Linked DNA regions of Homo sapiens: region 2 is linked to region 1. Evidence: chromatin loops called from intact Hi-C (ENCODE). Cell type or tissue: CD14-positive monocyte. All regions are shown on one strand. Each heading gives the region's core, and the rest is flanking DNA. Links, peaks and the distances in the headings are about the cores only. Region 1 overlaps LOC102723967 (a long non-coding RNA gene). Region 2 overlaps SYNPO2 (synaptopodin 2).

The links. Hi-C counts contacts between places; a loop is a spot of excess contacts. Peaks named below come from ENCODE experiments on the same cell type or tissue, not always from the same donor. Only the 100,000 strongest peaks of a DNase experiment are listed, where the experiment ranks them.
Region 2: it touches region 1 in a loop (2.6-fold over the local background); 1 of 110 quality-filtered maps calls a loop at or near these places.

Annotation. Positions count from the first base shown.
Region 1 is chr4:119,102,209-119,105,129 of GRCh38, forward strand. All of the region lies in intron 2 of LOC102723967 (a long non-coding RNA gene), which reads left to right. Among named protein-coding and RNA genes, the nearest start is that of MYOZ2, 32 kb to the right of the region's middle. RefSeq lists an enhancer at 1,126-1,420. In CD14-positive monocyte, for the core only: no CTCF peak of the experiment used is centred there; a DNase peak (open chromatin) is centred at 1,253; H3K27ac peaks cover 673 bases.
Region 2 is chr4:119,001,998-119,004,918 of GRCh38, forward strand. The region is part of intron 1 of SYNPO2 (synaptopodin 2); the gene reads left to right. Among named protein-coding and RNA genes, the nearest start is that of SYNPO2-AS1, 19 kb to the left of the region's middle. In CD14-positive monocyte, for the core only: no CTCF peak of the experiment used is centred there; DNase peaks (open chromatin) are centred at 674 and 1,254; H3K27ac peaks cover 1,969 bases.

The DNA of each region.
Region 1 (2,921 bases), core at 129-2,628:
TGAGCATAAGAACGAAAATCACATTGCTGGACTGAGGGCCTGTATTCTGATGTGCAATGACTGTCATTATGTAAGGAAAGTAGGAAGTGATCAGAAGAATTTAGAAAATCTTATTAAAAGTTGAAATTATATTTAATAAGCAATATTGCTGATCCATGGGGCCCCTGTAAGGTTCTGTGAAGGGGAAGCGAAAGAAGATACTTAAGAAAGATAAAGCTTCCTATTAGTATTGGCTGTATTAAAAGACACCAACAAAGTGGTCTGTTGTTCCAGTCCAACTGGGGTCATCGCTGGCTTGTCTCAAGAAAGATATCAAAGTATAAGTCAACAAGGCTAATTTTATGTAATCACAGCTCACAGAAAAAAATTGTGATGGAAACAACTACTATACAGAAATTATATGGTAGATAGAATTAGGAATAGACAGAGAAAAACAAAGTTGACAAAAGAATCATCAATGTATAATGTAGAATTAATTTCAAAGCTCTAAAGCCCTGCAAATAAAAACATGTTTCATGAGAAATGAACTCTAGAAATCATTCATGTCCAGACAACAGTGATACCTGTGTGAGTCAGAACTAACCGTGCCTATCCTGAAATACTACATTATACCAAGTGAATGGGTAATGGTTGTAAGCTATGTTTCAAAACAAGAGGGCAGTGGGGCACATTGTCCCCATTCCTTATACCCACACCTCAACTCATGACTACCTGAAGTTCAAAGACTTCGTCCTTCAGGAACAATAAACTTTGTTTGTTTTTTGAGATGGAGTCTGGCTCTGCCACCCAGGCTGGAGTGCAGTGGCGCAATCTCGGCTCACTGCAACCTCCGCCTCCCAGGTTCAAGCGATTCTCCTGCCTCAGCCTCCTGAGTAGCTGGGATTACAGGCGCCCACCACCATGCCCAGTTAATTTTTACAATAAACTCTTAGGGCAAAATTTGTTCAAAGAAATTAGCAATCAACATGTAATCTTCGCTTTTAGATTTAACATCTCAAAATAAAACTCTGAGGCTTATATGCCAACCATCAAAACAAATCCTCATTCAAGTTGATGTATCTCGGAGCAGAGTGGTGGTCACACTCAAGGGCAAACCCATCTGGCCTTCACAAAAAGCCCATAGTTTTGAAAAGGCATCAATAAAGAAGGGGCAGATGGAGCTGCCAGCGCACACCACACTTGTATCCAGGAAGTTCCTTGCTCTCTTTTTGGCTGAGTAAATGACTCACTGTTGTAATCTTGAGTAAGTCACTTAAATTCCAAGCATTCAACTTCCTTCCATCCACTAACAATGACCTAATACTAAACATGCTTGAAAAATGATGTAAGACCATTTCCTCTCCATTACCAGCAGCTAAGAGTAACAGATGACTAAGGAAAAAAAAAAAAAGGAATGATCCATAAAGCAAAAGTAATTCACCCTTTATTATAAAACCACTCCCACTAAGTTAGGAGTATTTTTCCTAGGAATGTTTTTGAGCTATTTCAACATGGGTACTGGGATAGCTAATTCAAGAGCTAGGGTTCAGCTTTTTTCACAAAAACAGATTTTCAAACTATGATCTGTTGTCTAGGTGAGAACGAGTGTGCCAGTGTCTTTTAAAAAGTGTTTTATACTGTGTGTCCATGAACTTGTATCCTAATCTTCTAGTTTAATTCAAAAATGCTCACCAAATATAATAAAAGTTTATAGCTTTAGTTCAGAAGCAAATAGTAATTAGAAAGAATGAAGGCTTTAGCCAGTTCACTTTTGTACAATATAAAATGCAGATTAAATTTTTTTTTTTCAAAAAAACCCACAAAGGAAAAACTATAATATGGGGGTTAGGTATGTAGATTTAGCCAACACACCTAGCTTCAAATCTTGGGTCTGTTTACTAGCTCTAGGTTGAGGGAAAGCTTCTTAATTGCTCTAAGTTTTAGACTTTTCATTTGCAAAATGTGGATAGTAATGCCTGATCCATGCATATTGCTGTGAACATTAAGCAAGAAAAAATATACATATAAAAGTTATGCATAAGGTATATATGTAGCAATTAATGCAGTCTGATGCATAATTAATAATTGGGTTTTATAAGTGAGGAAAAAGTTGACCTGTGTAATACAGTAGTTTAATTTTATTCATTTAGTTTTCAGCTATTCAGAGCCTTTATTAAGTTCTTCTTTAGAAAGAAGTAATTTCTCAAATTCTTCAAAATCATCCACCAGGTTTAGAGCAGACATTACACACAATGTTTTGCTTCTCTTTGGTGACCAATGTGACTTCTACAACAAATTCTATTTCTTATCTCTGTGTTATTTCAGATATTTAAGTAATTTAATATTTCAAATATTACTTAAAACTTCCAGTTATTCTTGGGGATTATTTGCATGTCAGACATCAACATGTAGATCATTGCTTTGTTAAGTAGTATCTTGAAATCTAACTGTTTAGCAAAGTAGAAAGACCATAGGAAAAATAGTAATAAAAAAACAGAGGGAATAATCCTTCCCTTCCTCAGCCCTAGAGTATAAATGATTAAGCATCATAATTGCAGGGTTCTTTATGCTTTATACAGTAAAAATAACAGAGAACAAGGGTAACAAACACAGTTCCCTGTGAGCCAGTGGCATGCTTCCCTGCCTACCACATGTCCTAAGCCAAGACTTGAGAAACAGGTGACTTGGCAAAGAAAAAGAAATAGCATATACTCATAGAAAGCCCATAAACCAGAGCAGATATGTAACTTGAAAACCCAACCAAGGGCCTACTACCCTTTTATTGGTTGTGCCTCTTGCCTCTATTGCCTTGTATTACCTCTGTTGGTAGCGATCGAGGCTGTGAACATGGTAAGGAAAAAAAGAAAGACTGCTAAAACTGGCTTGGCACTGAATCCCGTCACACAGCATTACAGGTCTGTGAGCACACAAGCAGAATTTGA
Region 2 (2,921 bases), core at 134-2,633, 100 kb before region 1:
ATGATTACCTAGTGCCCCCCATCCTCCCAATATAATTATATTTTGATTGAATCACTATTCAGTGCTTAGATTATTAAGCTTAGCCAGGTAGTATGTTAGGAATACTTTTTCCTTTCCTGCATAAATTATTTTCTCCTGATAATTGACAACTGTCTTTCTTTTTAAGATTTTAGTTTTCTAAGTATTTGTCATTAGTTCATCCCCAAACTCACTCCATCTAACTGTCCTCCTGGTATTTTAAAATATATCAGGAGTGCTATCAATGTCATTTTTTTTCTTCTGAGATGGAGTCTTGCTCTGTCACCCAGGCTGGAGTGCAACGGCGTGATCTCAGCTCACTGCAACCTCTGCCTCCCCAGTTCAAGCAATTCTCCTGCCTCAGCCTCCCAAGTAGTTGGGACTACAGGTGCTTACCACCACGCCTGGCTAATTTTTGTATTGTTAGTAGAGATGGGGTTTCACCATGTTGGCCAGGCTGGTCTCGATCTCCTGACCTTGTGATCCACCGGCCTCGGCCTCCCAAAGTGCTGTGAGCCACTGTGCTGGGCCAATGTCATTGGTTTTGTAGCCATCTTTCCTGGAGTCTTCTACCCTCCTCTAATTTAAGTTGGTGACTCTCTGCCAGGTGCACAGCTATCTTCCTGGAGTCTCTTCTTAATCATCCTGGGGATTTCTCTTTTCTCTCTCAAGTTGGATTCCCTATTTCTTTGGTTTTTCTTCCTCTTTTTTGTGGTTCCCTTCCTCCATTTGCTTCCTAAGAACAAGTGATGAGAGCTGAATTTTTTAAGACTGGGTATATTTGATACCATCTTTATTCTACCCTCCCACCTAATTGATAATTTATCTGGGTATAGCATTCTAGGCTATTGATTTGAGTATATTTTCCTCTATTGTATAGGCCCTTTATATCCAGCAATGCTTGCCTTCAATTATAAGAAATTTTCTTGAATTATTTGATGACTTATTCGTTTTGTTTTCTGTTTTCTCATTCTGGAATTTCTGTTATTTAGCTGTTGAACCATTTGTATGCATCCTCTCTAATTTTCTTAGCTTTTTCCTTTTATTTTTATCTTTTTGTCTTGCTGTATTAGTCCACTGCTGTATTAGTCACACTGCTATAAAGAAATACCCAAGACTGGGTAATTTATGAAGGAAAGAGATTTAAAGGACTCACAGTTCCTTATGGCTGGGGAGGCCTCAGGAAACTTACAATCATGATGGAAGGCAAAGGGGAAGCAAGCACTTACTTCACAGGGTGGCAGGAGAGAGAAGTGCTGTGAAGGAGGAACTGCCAAACACATAAAACCATCAGATCTCATGAGAACTCACTATCATGAGAACAGCATGGGGGAAACCACCCCCATGATCCAATCACCTCCCTCCCTTGACACGTGGGGATTACAATTTGAGATGAGATTTGGGTGGGAACACAGAGCCAAACCATATCACTGCTATTCAAACTTGTTAGGTTTCAGGAGACTCTAGAAAATTTTCTCAACATTGTCTTCCAAATTCTCTACTCAGCTATTCATTTCTGCTAAGAGAGTTTTAATTGCCAAAAGTCCTTCTCATTCTCTTTTGTATCATCCTGTTTCTGTTTCATGGTTTGATATCATTCTGGAGACATTAGTAATAACATTTTTTGACATTTTCCCCTCCCAGTATAGTCTCTATGTTTGCATTCTGCCTTTTTAGTATCTTTTATAGTAGAGGCTTTCCTTTAGATTAGAACTGATGTCCTTGGCTCTCTGCTTACTCTAGGGGAGTCAGGCTGGGCTGTTTCTTGGCAAAGTCCTAATATCACTATTTTAATTGACTGGCTAATCAGAATCTTCCATTCTCCTCCTAGAAAGGTATAAATTCCAGCTGCCAGAGTTCCGGGAGCCCAGATACGACATGGCTTTAAGTGGGAATTTCAGGATCCGGTAGTTAATCGTTCATTTCACCCCTTATTTTCCACCCTCAGCTGTGCCTGGTGTCCTGTAGGGTAAATAAACGATATTTACATGGCTGTGGGAAACAGGAAATGGCATTGAGAGGGTCTACTGTGTTTTTAGACTTTCAACAACATTCCTGTTTTCGGCCCTACATTCACCTTTACTGTTCCACAAATTCCTAACTCTTCAAGGAATTCTGCAGAGCAAATTGTATTGTTTGTTTGGCTTTCTCTAACTTAGGGTTCACTATTCCCAAGTCTGTCCATTTGTGGAAATTGTTCAAAATTACCTTTTTTTAAAAAAAAGTATACTTTAAGTTTTAGGGTACATGTGCACAATGTGCAGGTTTGTTACATATGTATACATGTGCCATGTTGGTGTGCTGCACCCATTAACTCGTCATTTAGCATTAGGTATATCTCCTAATGCTATCCCTACCCCCTACCCCCACCCCACAACAGTCCCCGGTGTGTGATGTTCCCCTTCCTGTGTCCATGTGTTCTCATTGTTCAATTCCCACCTATGAGTGAGAACATGCGGTGTTTGGTTTTTTGTCCTTGTGATATTTTGCTGAGAATGGTGGTTTCCAGCTTCATCCATGTCCCTACAAACGACATAAACTCATCATTTTTTATGGCTGCATAGTATTCCATGGGGTATATGTGCCACATTTTCTTAATCCAGTCTATCATTGTTGGACATTTGGGTTGGTTCCAAGTCTTTGCTATTGTGAATAGTGCCGCAATAAACATACATGTGCATGTGTCTTTATAGCAGCATGATTTATAATCCTTTGGGTATATACCCAGTAATGGGATGGCTGGGTCAGATGGTATTTCTAGTTCTAGATCCCTGAGGAATCGCCACACTGACTTCCACAATGATTGAACTAGTTTACAGTCCCACCAACAGTGTAAAAGTGTTCCTATTTCTCCACATCCTCTCCAGCACCTGTTGTTTCCTGACTTTTTAATGATCACCATT